Regions from separate parts of the Homo sapiens genome. Here region 2 is linked to region 1. A link is a loop called in an ENCODE intact Hi-C map of the cell type or tissue named here. Cell type or tissue: mammary epithelial cell. All regions are shown on one strand. Links, peaks and the distances in the headings refer to the core of each region. The heading gives the core; the rest is flanking DNA. Region 1 has its middle 18 kb from the start of KCTD15. Region 2 has its middle 22 kb from the start of ZNF181.

The links. Hi-C counts contacts between places; a loop is a spot of excess contacts. Peaks named below come from ENCODE experiments on the same cell type or tissue, not always from the same donor. Only the 100,000 strongest peaks of a DNase experiment are listed, where the experiment ranks them.
Region 2: it touches region 1 in a loop (18-fold over the local background); 14 of 110 quality-filtered maps call a loop at or near these places.

What each region holds. Positions count from the first base shown.
Region 1 is chr19:33,775,050-33,783,384 of GRCh38, reverse strand. No RefSeq gene overlaps it. Among named protein-coding and RNA genes, the nearest start is that of KCTD15, 18 kb to the left of the region's middle. RefSeq lists a silencer at 4,999-5,158. In mammary epithelial cell, for the core only: a CTCF peak has its summit at 5,198 (motif pointing left); a DNase peak (open chromatin) is centred at 5,214; H3K4me3 peaks cover 271 bases.
Region 2 is chr19:34,708,162-34,716,496 of GRCh38, reverse strand. It overlaps the pseudogene SCGB1B1P. Among named protein-coding and RNA genes, the nearest start is that of ZNF181, 22 kb to the left of the region's middle. In mammary epithelial cell, for the core only: a CTCF peak has its summit at 3,627 (motif pointing right); a DNase peak (open chromatin) is centred at 3,636.

The DNA.
Region 1 (8,335 bases), core at 209-8,208:
CCTCCCACCCTGCTTGCACTTGATCCTGGGTGTGCCACTTCTATCTTATTATTACTAGTTAGAGACAAGGTCTTACTCTGTCACCCAGGCTAGAGCGCAGTGGTGCAATCACAGCTCATTGCAGCCTCCAACTCCTGGGCTCAAGCAATTCTCCTGCCTCAGCCTCCTGAGTAGCTGGGACTGCAGGTGTGCATCACCAAACCTGGATGATTTTTTACTTTTTGTTTGTAGAAACGTGGTCTCTCTATGTTGCTCAGGCTGGTCTCAAACTCTTGGCCTTAAGCGATCCTCTTGCCTCTGCCTCCCAAAGTGCTGGGATTACAGGTGTGACCACTGCATCTGGCCAACTTCTATCTTTTGATAGGAGGTGCTGAGTCCACTTGGCCTTTTGACTTGGTGGTTCTGACAGGACCCAGTTCATGATGGGCAGCTATGGCTGCAGTTTCATTGAGATCCCACGGTGATATGGTTTGGCTGTGTCTCCACCCAAATCTTATCTTGAATTGTAGTTCCCATAAGCCCCACGTGTCATGGGAGGGATCCACTGGGAGGTAATTGAATCGTGGGGGCGGTTACCCCCGTGCTGTTCTTGTAATAGTGAGTGAGTTCCACAAGATCTGATGGTTTTATAAGACGCTTTTCCTCCTTTGCTCGGCACTTCTCTCTCCTGCTGCCATGTGAAGAAAGACGTGTTTGCTTCCCTTTCTGCCATGATCGTAAGTTTCCTGAAGCATCCCCAGCCATGTGGAACTGTGAGTCGATTAAACCTCTTTCCTTTATAAATCTGGGTGGCAGAGGACCTTGTGGGAGACTCCTCCCACTTCTCTGTGGTCCCAGATCCTCGATGCTCAGCTCTGTTCTGAGCTGGGGGCATAAGGGTGCCATCACCCAGGTCTAGCACAAGGCCTGACACGTGTGACCGCTCTAAGTGTTGGATGGAGATGTGCTGATAGCCTCTTCTATGCGCCGAATGTCCCCTGACAATATTGTGTCCTATGTTGAAATCCTCAACCCCAAAGTGATGGTGTGAGGAGGTGGGGCCTTTTGGTGGTGATTAGGTCCTAAGGGTGGAGCCCTCGTGAATGGGATTAGCACCCTGATAAACGAGGCCCTGGGGAGCTCCTCACCCCTTCTGCCATGAGTTCACAGCAGGAAGAGGGCCCCCTATGAACCAGGAAACCGGCCCTCCCCAGACACTGCATCTGCTGGCGCCTTGATCTCAGCCTCCAGAACTGTGAGAAATTGTTTGTTGTCTGAGTCACCCAGTCTATGGGATTTTTGATGTAGCAGCCCAGACAGACTAAGATGGATGAAGACAGCCCCTCAGCCTCATTCTGGATCCTTCTGGGCATGGAACTTGACCGTAGTACACCCCTCCTTCAATGGTTCCGCTGTTTCCAACACAAAATCCAATCTCCTTATCCCTTATCCAAAATCCAAGGATCTCCCTGACCTGGCGTCTCCCAGTTCCCCCATTCCGTGATCCGCAGATGTCTATGTGGGGCTCACACAGTGTTTGTTCACACTCCCCTGGGCTCAAGCCCACTCCTCCTTCTGGTCCCGATTCATGTCCTGAGAGCCAGCGCTAGGAGGTCGCATGCTCCATCAGTCTTCGGGCACTCAGCGGGGGTCCAGGCCAGGGCCCCCCACCCTCAGCCGTGTTCCTTGGTCACTCTCCAGAGCCTTGGGTCACTCTCCACTGACTGTTAGGCCAGCAATCCTGCCTGCAGATCTACAGAGAGCCGAACCTTGAAAAATGATGACGAGCCCTTCTCCTCGTGTCATTAATCCTCTCATGACCGAGGCATTTCCCCCAGGGTGGGCACAGGCCCAGGGTGACTGATGGCACCTGCCCAGCCTCTTGAGGACTTTGGCCAGTGGGAGGTGTTGACAGCATTTCCCAAGTGAAATGCCACATGGAGATTAATGACCCCCGAGCTGCGGGCTTTGGGTGGGCAAGGCTGGAGCATAGCGGGGCCCCCCAGCCTGCCAGGTCTGTGGAACGCTTCCTGCACCCCAGTCCTCTCAGCCCCTTCCAGGAACAGTGCTGTGGGTTCGCTACCTTTGCCCGGGTTCTCAGGATCTCTCAGAAATGGTTGCCTCAGCTTCACGCCTGAAACCTCAAACACAAATAATTTTCAATTTGCCTTGGAGTTTCAATCCCACAATCCGATGTTAAATAATAGATTAGCTGCCTCAGGGAGAGAAACAGGATTTAAGAAGAAGAAATAACTAAAAGGAAAAGTAAAATTCAGCACATCGGTTTGGAGAGCAAGAATGCAGCCTTCCCTCCCGGCCCAGATTTGCCGACCCCATCTCATCCTCCCAGACGTGGCTCGCTTCCGGGTCTTAGGGGACTGTCATCCACACAGCATGGTCTCCCCAGAGGCAGGCTGGAGGCGTCAGCAGTCCTGGGCTCATCTCCAGCTGGTGCGGCCAGATTGGCAGACTCCGTCTCCCACGCCCCTGCTCTCAGGCCCTGCACGCGGAGGAGGGGGCTGACCTGTAGCCCCAAAACCACCACCCACCAAGGCAGAGAGAGACAGATGGGTGTGGGTGGTCACAGGCAAACTCAGGTAGTCACAGGCAGGTGGATACAGGCTGGAACAGGTGACAGCAGGCAGGTAAGCAGGCAGGTAGCAAGTGTGAACTGATGGAGCCAGAGGCACAGGTACAGGACCACCGTGTCACCAGACCCCAGAGGAGGCTGAAGAGGGTCCCTCTGTGGGGCGTGACTTGTTCACAAGCCCTGGAACCGAGGTCATCTCCATCCAGGAGATTATCATGGTGGGCAGAGGTGAAAGTCATCATCGTGATCCTGGCCACTGCCACCCCTGGCCACAGTTTGCCTGTCACCACAGGAAACCACACCATCTCCAAGGTCACAGGTCCCCAACTCCCGCCTCACTTCCTCCGCAGACCCCAGCGCCTTCTCTCTGCCTATCAGCCCTTCCTGTCTTGATGCCCTTCCTCATCCAGCCTTGTCCTGATTGGGTGACTATTCTCTGTGTCCTTCACTCCTCTGTCACACAGGTCTAGGAGGAGCCCCGCTGTGACCTTGCTTATGCTGCAGCAGGAAGGCATGCTGGTGCCCTGCACATCCATCATAAACTGCAAATGGGTGCAAAGCAATGCCTGAGACACTCCCTCTCTTTCTCCAGAGAGCTTGTCTTTCCCTTGCCCTAGTGACCATTCAATTCCTTCTCTGCTGTCGCAAAACCTCCTACCCCATTGGAACACCAGAGAGCCAGTAAGAACTGTGCACTCATGGGCACACAGAGCCAGGGCCAAACCATCAGGCTCTGAATTCTGGAAGATCCCCATTATAGCTGTGTGGCCTTGGGCAGATTACTTAACCTCTCTGTGTCTCAATGTCTTCATCTGCAAAAAATGGGGAGGATGATAACGGTCTTCCAGGGTTGTAGTGAGGATTAGATAAGCTCTTATATGTGAAACGCTAGCCAGGCGAGGTGGCTTAAGCCTGTAATCCCAGCACTCTGGGAGGCCGAGGCGAGTGAATCACTTGAGGTCGGGAGTTTGAGACCAGCCTGTCCAACATGGTGAAACTCCGTCTCTATTAAAAATACAAAAATTAGCCCGGTGTGGTGGCAGGCCCCTGTGATCCCAGCTACTCGGGGGGCTGAGGCAGGAAAATTTCTTGAACCTAGGAGGCGGAGTTTGCAGTCAGCCGGGATCGCGAGGGGCAGGGTACAAAAAATATGAAATACTTAGAGCAGTACCTGGTAAACCGGTAAATTCCATAGTTACTTATTACTTTAGGTGCCAAGGCAGGAGATGCTAGTGTGATAATGGCTTGGGTTAAATGACAGCCCTGGAGAGGGAGAATGGACATGGATTCAGTATGCCCTTGGGAGGCAGGGCGAAAGGGACGATCCAGGGCTTGTAGGGAAGGCTGAGCCGGGAAGCCGGGAGAGGAGGGGCTTGAGGTGTGAAAGGTGTGCGGCTCAGGTGAGACGTTCAAGTGGAGACACCCGCTGGACGTGCCGACAGCTGGGGGTGAGGCGGCTGGCCATGGGGGTCTACCGATCAGGGCTGCAGGGGCAAATCCGGGAGTCTAGCACAGGGGTGATGGGGAGCTCGCCCAGGGAGTGTGTAGGCAGAAGAGTGCCTGGGATTGCCAGCGTGCGGCAGTGGAAGGTGCCTTGTCAGCGGACTCTGCGGGTGGCAAGATTGGAAGGCAGGCCAGGGTGGGGTCCAGAGTGGAAAAGGAGGTGAAGCCATGGGGGCTGAGGGGTGGGTTCTGCCAGGAAGGAGAGGAGAGAAATGGGCAGGCGCTGCAGGGGCCATCTGGCTACGGCTTCCCCGTTTTTAAAGGTGGGGCATTGACAGCTTGTTTTCTGCTGATGGGAAAGCCTGCTGTGTGTGCAGAGAGGGCGCAGGTGCGCGCGGGAGGTGCTTAAGGAGTAGGCTAAGGGACTGGGATCTGGTGTGTGTGTGTGTGTGTGTGTGTGTGTGTGTGTGTGTGTCGGGGGTGACCTCTGGCCAGTGCAGGAGGGGAAGTGGAGGACAGGGCTCAGCGTGGGAAGTGCATGCACTTGGCTGAGACAGTGAGGGACCTTCCGGTTCTTCCCATTTATTTCAATGCAGCAAGAAGCCCCGTCCTGAGCCGTGCATGTTTCTGTGTGTTTACGTGTGTGTCTGTGTGTCCGCGTGCATCTGGGTCTGTGTGCATGCGTGTGTCTGCATATCTGTCTGGGTGTGTGTTTGTGAGGATGGGTGTCTGTGTGTCTGTGTGTGTGGTTGTGTGTGTCTGTGCGTCTGTGCCTGTGTGTGTGCATGCATTTGTGTTTGCGCGTGTGCGTTCGTGTTGTGGTTGAGGTTGGAGAAGGCCTGACATCACCCTGATGGAGCGTGCAGGACAAGCCCCCGGGGAGGTTGTGGATGTCACTGCTTTAGGGGCGCTGCGGGTGTTTGGGGGCTTAGTGTTAGCACAGGCGGGTCCCCTGGAGCTGGTGGGTTTGAGAGTAACCTCTGGAGGCCGCCCGCAGACAGTGGAGGGGCGGGAGCCCCGTGACCCCATGGTTGGGAGGGCGAGGTGACAGAGGAGCCGACTGCGCGGTGGGGAGGCTGGGGACGCGGGGCGCCCGGGAGCTGGAGCCGCGCGGCCAGAGCGCTGCTGCCACCTGGCGGCCCCGCCGGGGATCCCCAAGCCGCTGCTCGGGAGCGGGGACTTAGCCCCACCTGGCGGCGGAGAACGGCTCTGCGCCTGTGGGTACGAACGCGAGGGAGCCCCTGCCGGCCGCTTGGGCGCAATCCCAGCTCCAACTCCTGCGCTGCACAGCTCTGGCCACGCCTTTCTGTGCCTCAGTCTTCTCACCTATACAGTAGAGCGAGGCATGAGTGGACAGCACCGCTGGGAGAGGGGCACTGGGCAACGCACACGAGGCCACAGCGCAGCACCCAGCACGAGTGACCCCCGACACCTGCACCCCCGACACACTCAGGGTCCCAGTCCCTTGGTCTCCTCTTTAAACACCTCGCGCACGCACCTGCACTTCTCCACGCTCAGCACTCACTGTCCACTTGACTCAGGCTGGCATACCCAGGTGGCGCGGAAGGGTCGCCCAGGCCCGTGACAGGAAGTTGCTCTCTCTGCCCTCTGCCCCTGCCCCCTGCCCCCTTCCCTAGCTTCCAGAGCTCTTGGCACCTCCAGCTGCTCCCCTGCTCCTCCTTTCCTGAGGCCGGCCCAGGGTGAAGGAGAGGCAGGAGGATAGTCCCCTAGTAGCCCCGGCCTGGCCCAGACCCCGGGTCCCCCTCTGCTGCCATCTCCCAACAGAGCCTCTTGTGCAAAGCGTGCCCTGGGCAGTGAGAAGGGCCAACAAGCAGCCAGGCCAGGGCAGTGTGAAGAACCCAGCTCAGGGCTCCCACACCCCCTCCCCGGCCCGGGCAGGGCAGTGGGGCTAACATACAGTCCTCTCCCCACACCCTGCTCCCCGGGGCGCCTGCCTATTCCTCATTCAGGAGTCATGGTACCCATCAGCTGGGAGTCCCCGGAGGTAGGGGCAGTGTTACTTGAGCCCAGACTACCCCACCCCCAACTTTCACCTTTGCCCATTTCTGGATCCCGTGGTTCAACACAGCCTCTTGTGCCCAGCTCTGGGTCCCCTGGGCTTGTAGAGCAGTGGAGGAGTGAGGGACGCCAGCAGGATGTTCGCTGGGTTCACCACGAGTGCTCCCTGAAGAGGAAGGGGCCAAGAAGAGATAGGGGCAGTGAGGTGAGGCCGCCTCCAGGCCTCAGAACCATGGGCTCCACAGGCTCCTGTCCCCCACCAAGGGGCTCAGCCCTGAGGATGAAATTGGCAAACCCTGCCTGAGAGTAGGGGGAGATGATGGGGGACCCCCTGTCCACTGCCTGCCTGACTTTGTCCTGGGCCCCTTGGACAGGCCCTGTATGGGCCACCAAACCCTGTCGAGACAGCAGGGAGGAGGGGGAGCTGGGGGGAGCCAGAACTGCCCGAGTTTCCCACCTGACCATCTGTGTGGACCTTGAATCCTATCTCCCCAGGATACTCAAGGCCTTTGGGGCTCCCAAGCCCCAGGAGGGACCCTAGGCTTTGGGACGTCTGTTCTCGTCACCACTCAGAGAGTGGGGCTCCCATCCAGGAGGTCTCAGCCACTCAAGGGCAGAGGCCTGGCAGGGACTTCCCTGGGGCCGCCCGGAGGGGCCCACAGGGGGACCAAGCTGGGGAGGGCCCTGGGGCTTGGGCTGTTCTTCTCCCAACTCAATGGGCCTCCTTTGCCCCTGGGAGCTGCCAGTGGCCCTTTCTAGGGTCTCTGATCAGTTGGCCCCTTCCAGGTGACATCCACAAAATGGCCAGCGAATGGGCAGGGAGAGACGAGGAGCAGGTGCACGAGATGGTCCTGGAGACGGGCAGGACTCAGACTGCACACAGCCCACACCCGGCATGGACGCGGGCTCACACACAATGCACACCCCTCACTCCAGGAACACACACACACAGACACACACGCTCCCACTGACCCCATAGCACAGGCTAGAAACACACACACACACACACGCTCACACCCACCCCACAGCACAGGCCAGATACCTCCCTCCCCCCACACACACCCACATACTCATTACCCATTTAGCCCACAGCACAGGCCAGACACCCACACAGACACACACCCACGCAGACACACAGACCCACATTACCTGTATGCTCACTCCCATCCACATGATACAGGCCAAACATACACTCACACTGTACAGGCCAGACACACACAGAAACACACATACAGACATACACTTACACCCACCCACCCCACAGCACAGGCCAGACATACACACAGAGACACACACAGACACAAACACACACATGCTCACACCCACCCCACAGCACAGGCCAGAGACACACACACACGTTCACACCCACCCACCCTACAGCACAGGGCAGAAACACACACACACACACAGACATAGACACAGACACACACACACACGCTCATACCCACCCACCCCACATCACAGGCCAGACACACACACCCACATGCTCACACCCGTTTATCCCACAGCACAGGCCAGACATCCACACAAACACACCCACCCACATGATCCATATGCTCACACCCACCCACAGTACAGGCCAAACACACACACTCACAAACACACATGTGGAGAGTATAGGCCAGACACACACATAGACATATACGCGCTCACATCCACCCACCCCACAGCACAGGCCAGACACCCACACAGACACCCAGACACACACACAGACACATGCACACGTGCACACACACATACTTCCCTACCACTGCACTGAGTCGGCTCTTCCTGAGCCCTGTGAGGTTTGGGGCTGGGGTTGGGGGTTGGAGCTGGGTTGGTCTCCAGGCTGGGCCTCTGGCCTTCAGTTGGAGGTCACTCTCAGGGCTGTCAAGTGGTGATCATGGTCACTGCCTGCACCTGTCTTCTGTCATCACCACCTGCAACAAAAGCCCCCCACTGATGGATGCGTTGTGTGTCCACGTCTGTCCAGCTTGAGCCGGCGTTTCTCTGAGAGATGATACAAGTGCATGTGCCTTCTCCCCCGACACACACATGCAGACGCACACACACGCTCACCCAGGGGAGGGGCTGTGTCATCCTCACTGTCTCCAAGCTGCTCCCAGATGCTGTGTCAGCGGAGAGTTCAGGTGTTCCCTGCTGAGCAGATGCCATAGGGGCACTGCCTCTGGCTTCACCAAATGCACCCATGACCAGGGACACTTTCCTGCACATGAACGTGGTCTCACGTTTGAGCACCGGGACCCAGGGCACCTCTTTTTAGGTTGTCCTCAGCCAGGCACTTCCCTGTCTCCTCTCACATGG
Region 2 (8,335 bases), core at 167-8,166, 930 kb before region 1:
AGTGTTATGCCTCCAACTTAGTTCATTTTTCTGAGGATTGCTTTGGTTATTCTGAGTCTTTTGTGGTTTCTTACCAATTTTAGGATTGTTTTTTCTACCTCTGTGAAGATATCATTGATATTTTGACAGGGATTGCATTGAATCTGCAGATCACTTTTGGTGATATGCTCATTTTCACAACATTAATTGTTCCAATCATGAACATGGGATGCCTTTTCACTTTTGATGTCCTCTTCACTTTCTTTCATCAGCGTTTTATAGCTTTTTGGGTAGAGGTCTTTCACCTCTTTCGTTAAATTTATTCTTATTTTGGTAGCTATTTTACATGAGTTTGCCTTCTCAATTTCTTCCTTTACTAATTTGTTGCTGATGTGTACGAATGCTACTGATTTTTATATGTTGATTTTGTATCCTGTGCCTTTACTGAATTTCTTTATCAGTTCTAAGAGTTTTTGTTGGTCCTTTTAGGTTTTTCTATATACAAGACCATGTCATCTGCAAGCAGAGACTGGGACATCCTCCTATCCAGTCTGGATGCACTTTATTTCTTTCTGTTGCCTAACTGCTCTGGCTAGGACTTCCAGTACTATGTTGAATAAAACTGGTGAAAGTGGCCACTTTTTTTTCTTGTTCCAGATTTTAGAGAATGACGTTTCAATATTTCCTTATTCACTATGATGTTGGCAGTGGGTTTGCCATATATTTCATTTATTATATTGGCATACGTTCTTTTTACACCCAGTTTGTTAAGAGTTTTTATAATGAAGCACAGTTGAATTTTATCAGATGCTTTTTCTGCATCTATTTACATGATTGTATGGTTCTTGTTCTTCCTTCTGTTGATGTGATGTGTCACATGTATTGATTTGTGTATTTTGAACCATCCTTGCATTCCTGGGAGAACTCCCACTTGATCATGGGGAATGATCATTTTGCTGTGCTGTTGGGGTTGGTTTGCTAGAATTTTGTTGAGGATGATGGATATTGGCCTATAGTTGTTGTTGTTGTTGTTGTTTTCTGTATGTGTGTGTGTCCTTGTCTGGTTTTGCCATCAGGGTATTGCTGGTTTTGTAGAATGAGTTTGGAAGAATTTCATTCCCTTCAATTTTCTGGAGGACTTTTTGAAGAATTGGTATTAGTTCTTAAATATTTTGTACAATTCTGGAAGAAAATGGAGCCTGGGTTTTTTCTTTGATGGAGACATTTTATTACAGGTTCAATCTCATTACTTGTAATTGCTCTATTCAGGAGTTCTATTTCTTCTTGGTTCAATCTTGGTAAATTTTATATGTCTAATAATTTACACATTTCTGGTACGTTTTCTAATTTGTTAGCTTATAGTTACTGGTAGCAATCTCTAATGATACTTCGTTTTTGCGTGGTATCAGTTGTGATGTCTACTATTTCATTTCTGGTTTTATTTACTTGGGTCTTTTTTCACAATCTAGTTAATGGTCTGATGATTTTTTTTCTTTTAACAAAACCAACTCTTCATTTGTTAATCTTCTATACTATTTTTTAGTCTCAATTTCATTTATTTCTGCTGTGATCTTTATTATATCTTTCCTCCTGCTAAATTTGGGTTTGGTTTGTATTTGCTCTTTTAGTTCCTTGAAATGCATTAAGTTTTACTTGAAATCTTTCTCTCTTTTTTTTGATGTAGGTAGTTACTACTAAACTACCTTGTTATTATTGCCTTTTCAGTACCCTATAGATTTTGTTATGTTGTGCAGGTTTTATTTGAACTTTTTCTACATTTTTGATGAAGATATTTATTATCAAAATTCTTGCTAATATTGTGTTTGCTGGATCACACAGGCTTTGGTATGTGGCATTTCTATTTTAACTTGCTTCAAAAATTTTTTTAATTTGCTTCTTAATTTGTTTATTTGCTCATTGTCTCATTTTTATATATTTGTTCATTTTAGAAAATTTATCTTGTTATTGATTTGATTTATAGTGTTACTTCATTGTGGTCAGAAATGATACTTGATGTGATATTTTCATGCAGGCAAACGATGTATAATAATCACATAAGAGTCAACGGGAGGCTGGGTGTGGTGGCTCACACTTGTAATCCCAGCACTTCAGGAGGCCAATGCAGGCAGATCACAAGGTTAGGAGTTCAAGACCAGCCTGGCCAACATAGTGAAACCCCGTCTCTACTAAAAATACAAAAATTTTTATTTTTTGTATTTTTAATCCCAGCTACTTGGGAGGCTGAGGCAGGAGATCATTTGAACCCAGGAGGCGGAGGTTGCAGTGAGCCGAGATTGCACCATTGCACTCCAGCCCAGGCAACAGTGCTAGACTCTGTCAAAAAAAAAAAAGAAAAAGAGTCAATGGGGTATCCGTCACCTGAAGGATTTATTCTTTGTGTTACAAATAATCTGATTATACTTTTTCAGTTATTTTAAAATATACAATTAAATGATTATTAACTATAGTCATCCTGTTTTCCTATCAAATACTCATTCTTTGTTAAATGTTCTTATGGAAAGAAATAATATTTTGCAGCTGTTGGATGAAATAGTCTATAAATATCTGCAAGAGCCATTTGATCAGAAGTGCAGCAATTGTGTCAAGAAATTTTGAATTTTTCCACATATATATAAACTTCCCTGTTTTCTTGCCAGTTTTGATTTCTGGTTTCATTCCACCGTGGCTAGAAAAGACACTGAATATGGTTCTGATCTTAAATTTGTTAAGACTTGTTTTCGAATTAACTTGTCTTCTATCCTGGAGACTGTAGTGTGTATTCTTGAGGAGAATGTCTTCCGCTGTTGGGAGGAAAGTTCTGTGTGTGTCTGGTAGATCCATTTGTTCTATGATTTTGTTTAAGTCTGTTATACGTTGTCTGTCTAGATGGTCTGTCTATTATTAAATGTGACATGTGGAAGTCTCCTACCATTTACTATTGCCATTTTGTTAACATTTTTGTTTGCCCTGTAGTTCTTTTGTCCCTCTGTTTCTACTCCCTAGGTGTCCTTTCACTGTGACCTAGGGTGGAGAGGAAGACAGTGGGAGCATCCCCCCAACAGTTTTCTCTCCTTGGTTCCTGTGTCCCAGCATTGTGTTAACTGTGCTGCCCATTGTTGTAGGCGTGGTCCTCCAAGTCATGGAACCTTATGAACTAAGTTATGGGATTAACCATGCTTTACCCACACTGCCTTAGCTTATCGATCTGTGTGATCTGCCTGGCTTCCTGAAGAAATGGATCTCTGGAGAGACTGTGTCCCCTTTGGGCAAGCCTTCTTTAACAGAGTCAGTGTGCTAAATTACCTGCTATTATGGCCTGTGCTAAAATATTTACCCATAGCAAAATGGTTCTGTTTAACCTCTGTACTTAAAATCACTTTACTAATTAAGTACTGCTCTCATTGGAGACAGAAATGAACGTAGGGACCTAATGGTGATTTTTCCTGCTGTTGGCACAGTATGGGCGCTAACATTTGGCTGTGAAGGACATTTTCCTCCTAATTGTTGAAGTTGGAGCTTTCCCATTCACAGAAAGACCTTAGAGGCTGATTTCTAGCGGTGCAAAAAGAAAGAATTGAGAAGCTGCAGTATTACTGTAAAACACCGGCGATTTGCCACATGAAGAGGATTTATATTTCCACTAGGTGGCGCTGTTGGCTTAGAAATAACATGTGCTCGCCAGAGGCAGGATAGAGATGCTTGTTGAGTTGCTGCACGTGGTGTTTGCTGATCTTTCCTAACAGAACTGTTTCCCTGAACTGTAAAATTTCCTGCACACTGCACACACAGAGGATAGGAGACATAGTGACAGCAGATAGAAAAGAAAGGAAAATTTTGTGACAGGATAGCTGGAGATCCATGATCAACACTTGGATGGGCTGTTGGAGGCTGGGTTCAGTCCCGAAGCCTTTGAATAATGCCAGGGTGTGCCCTGGACAGAAATTCTCAGTTGCCCTAGGACTTCTCCCAGCCTCATGTGATGGCTAGGAACTCTGTGGAAAAAAAAAAAAAAACTGGTTTGAAGACAGCCTTGAGATTAAAGGGCAGATTTGAGGCTCACTCCATACTCACCAGTCCGATGTTTCTATCTTCCATTCTGATCCTGATCCTGGATGAGAACCGCCAGATGAAACAGCTTGGTTGACTGGGGTATATACCCTGTTTCTTTGTCTCAGTCGAAAAAAATTCAGGACGCGAATACACATGAGGAGTGGGTTTAGGAGCAGAAAGTTTAATAGACAAAGAAGAAGAAGAGAGAGAAAAGGCTTCCTCATGCTGAGAAAGCAGGTCGCCCAAGAGAGGGTCTCCAGTTTGCAGCAGGATGCAATCGATTTTGTGCAGAGGCTTAGGGAGGTGGTGATTGATTTACATAGGGCCCAGGGGATTGGTTTGACTAGACGTTCCATTTGCATAGCCTGCAAAAAGACTGGCCTTCCCACCCTACTCTTTTATTATGCAAATGTGGTTCTACCTGGTGGGTCACCATGATTCCTACACACACGGTGACAAGGAAAAGGAGAGCAGGAACCACCATATTCAATGTACCTGGCTTCCAGGTACCGCTGCTGGCATTTACATATGAAAGCTCCTAGTTTTCATATATATCAGGCTGCTTTCTGTCGGAGAAGAAATGGTTTGGGGCTGCTTTTTATTAAAGGAAAATTCCACCGAGAACTTTTACCCTTTCTAGCTGCCTAAAAATAATTTCTTAATAAATCCTGTATTAGAAAGACCCAGGGCTCATGGTTTGGAGAGTCTCATGTGCTCGAGAGGCTGTAGGCCAGGAGGTCAGAGCCAAGGGTCTAAAATTGAGGTTGAGTGGTGCCATGGACACAGGAGGTCCTGGAGGTTCCCAGGCTAGCCTACAGAGCTGAACAGCCAGAGCCAGCCCACAAGCTCAAGGGCTAGCTGAATCCCCCTTCCTGGCCCTTCCCTGCGTCATTGGTGTCTGCTCCCTCCTCTCTACCTCCTCATTCACGAGGTTCCTTTTCCTCCCAGATTCCCAGGGAAAGGCCTTGGTGGGAGAGTACCTTGTCATGCTCTTATTTTAATGCTGAATTTAGAGAAAAACCATATAATACCCTTTTGAATTTAGTCAATATATTCATACATAGAATTTTTGCAAGATTTATTTTTACACTTTCTACCACTTGTTTGAACTTTTAACTTCATATTTTCTAATTTAAAACAATTCTTTAACCCTAGGCAAGAATTTATATTTTTATGCCTCTTATAACCTTTTATTAAAATACATTTTACTGTTGCTACACACCTCACATGTAAATCTATTTCCAGTAGTCTCAATTACATATCATAATGGTAAGTTGGTGGGAGGAGAATAAGCACTCCCACCCACTGCCCTAGAACCAGCAGACCCTCCACCCAGACTAAGGTGCAGGCACACACAGCTGCACTCACCAGCCCACTGAGCACATGCCTCTTGTCCTCGTCTGCCAATTTGCCATTGAAACAGTTCTTCAGCTTTCTAGCATTGGACAATATTAATGAGGATGTTCAGTATTGTGCCACATGATCAACATATTCATCAGGGGTTCCCACCAGGAAGAGATCAACATCCTTTGTCACAACTGGGCAGATGTCACAATCTGGAACACAATGACACGTGGACAGACCCTTGAGAGACACTCATCAGAGCCTACACATCCCTTTCCCTCCATGTATGCTCAAAACTGCCCTTGGATGCCATCAAAGCCCCAGCATCCACATCCCCAGGCATTCACAGCCTGGCACCTACTTGCCCTGGAGATCAGGAGCACGGCAGTGAAGAGCAGCCCGAAAGTAGGAGCCAGCTTCATGGTGCCAGTGGCAAGTTCGTCAGGCCCCATTTGAGGCCCTTTTATACCTGTGCCAGGTCTCACAGTGGGGCAGGAAAAGGCCTGTGTCTTTCCATTTGCTGATTATCTCCCCCTACCCATAGATGTATGAGGAGCTCCAATGTGCTGCTACATCCTCAGGGCTCAGACCAGGACCAACACAAAGTAGATGCTCTATAAATGTCTGTTAGATGAATTGAAGGGACATCCCCATTGCTCTGGAGTCTATAAACTACATATTTTTAAAACTTATTTTGGTTTCTTATTTTTTTAAGACAGAGTCTCCTGTTGCTCAGGCTGGATTGCAGTGGTGCAATCAGAGCTCACTGCAGCCTCAACCTCTCAGGCTCAAGCCATCCATCTTAGCCTCCCAAGTCGCAGGGACCACAGGTGTGCACAACCAAGCCTGGCTAACTTTTTTATTTTTAGTTTTTGTAGAGATGGGGTTTCCCCATCTTGCCCAGGCTCATCTCAAACTTCTGGACTCAAGCGATCCTCCCACCTCAGCCTCCCAAAGTGCTGGGAGAGACACTCATCAGGCATGAGTCACTGTGCCTGGCCTCTGGAGTCTATGAACAAGAACTTTTACAGATACTTACTGTATATTTGCTTATTAAATTGCTTTGTATTAGTTAAATAAAGTGAAAGTTTTCAGTACTTTGTCAGTTCAGAATAAGGCAGTTTTTGGCTAGAGGTTCTTGGCTGACCTTTTCTCTGAGTCAGTAGTGACAGAATAAGGTTTGCTGAAGCTGCAGAGTCAAAGGTAGAATGCAAGGTTTTTGGCCTTGATTAGAACCTTGTACAAAACAGGATTCATGTCTGGTAAGGGCTCTTGGTTGAGAGGTGCCAAGCAATGAGCTCCAGCTGTCAGCTGTTCATCATGTCTTCTGGTGTGTGACACTGTCTTAGTCCTGCCTTGCTTTTTTATGGCCTTGGTAGTGTTGAGGTGGTGGACATCGTCAAATGCCCACCAAGCTGAGTTTGGCATTTTTTCTCATAATATTTACATTGGGATTAGGATTTTAGGGAACACACCCTGGAAGTGCAGGACCCTGTGACATCAATGTCTAGGCACTGGTTATCACTTATCACTTGATTAGTGTCATCTGTGTTGGCTTTCTCTACTGTTTTTCCCTTTCCCTACTATTTTCTTGGGAAACATCCAGCACATACTCAAGGTGGGAGGGCAGTAAGCTTGATGGTGGCTAGATGTTTCTGAAGACAAGAGTAGGGTGGCCAGGTGTGGTGGCTCAAGTGTACAATACCAGCACTTTGGGAGGCAGAGGCAGGAGGATCCCTTGGGCCCAGGAGTTCAAGGCCAGCCTGGGCAACATAGTGAGACCCTGTCTCTTAAAAAATAACAAAATTAGCAGAGTGTGGTGGACTGTGGTCCCAGCTACTTGGGAGGCTGAGGCAGGAGGATTGCTTGAGAGCCTGGGAGGTTGAGACTGCAGTGAGCTATGATCACGCAATTGCATTCCAGCCTGGGTGACAGAGGAAGACCCTGTCTCTAAAAAAGAAAAAGAAAAAAGTAGGAAATGGGGAAAACAGTAGCAGGGAGGGGAGGATCTATATATATATAATTTGGAATTATTCTGTAAGGAATATCTGTCTTTTCTTTCTCATTTATTTATTTGTTCAATCATTTATTTGTATTTTTTTTCTTCCCTGTTTTTTTTGTTTCTTTTCTTATTTCAATAGGTTTTTGGGGAACATGTGGTGTTTGTTTACATGAATAAGTTCCTTAGTGGTGATTTCTGAGATTTTGGTGCACCCATCACCCAAGCATTGTACACTGCACCCAGTGTATAGTCTTTTATCCCTCACCTCCCTGCCACCCTTTCCCCTGAGTCTCCAGTATCCACTGTATCATTCTTATGCCTTTGCATCATCATAGCTTAGCTCCCACTTATGAGTGAGAACATAATCATTTATTTTTATCAGTATAGACTCACATGTAGTTGTCCCTTTGGATTTATGGGGAATTGGTTCCAGGACCTCCCATGGACACTAAAATCCACAGGTGTACAAGTTCCGTATATAGAATGGCATAGTATTTGCATGTAACCTGCACACATCCTCCAGTACACTTTTAAGTCATTCCTAGATTACTTATAATTCCTAATGCAATGCCCACATACAACTTCCTTCACATGGATTCAAGATAGCGCTCGGTATGGGATATATTCAAGTTTTGCTTTTTGAAATTGTGTGGAATTCCCTCCCCTACTCCCCAAGTATTTTCAATCTATGCTCAGTTGAATGAACAGATGTGGAGCCTACAGATGTGAAACCCACGCATACAAAGGGCCAACCGTATGTTATTTTATACTATTTTATACTCTGGGTTATAATCCCATACTATGTGATTTATTTCATTGCTCAGATTGTTCCACATTTGATCCTTCGGAGCTTTCTCAGGCCTCCTTCTGCTAGAATTTTCATAGACAATCTCATCTTGTTTGTGCCAAGAAACTGTTTTCCTAAAGAAGGTTCTCCATGGTATTTTGGCTACCTACAGT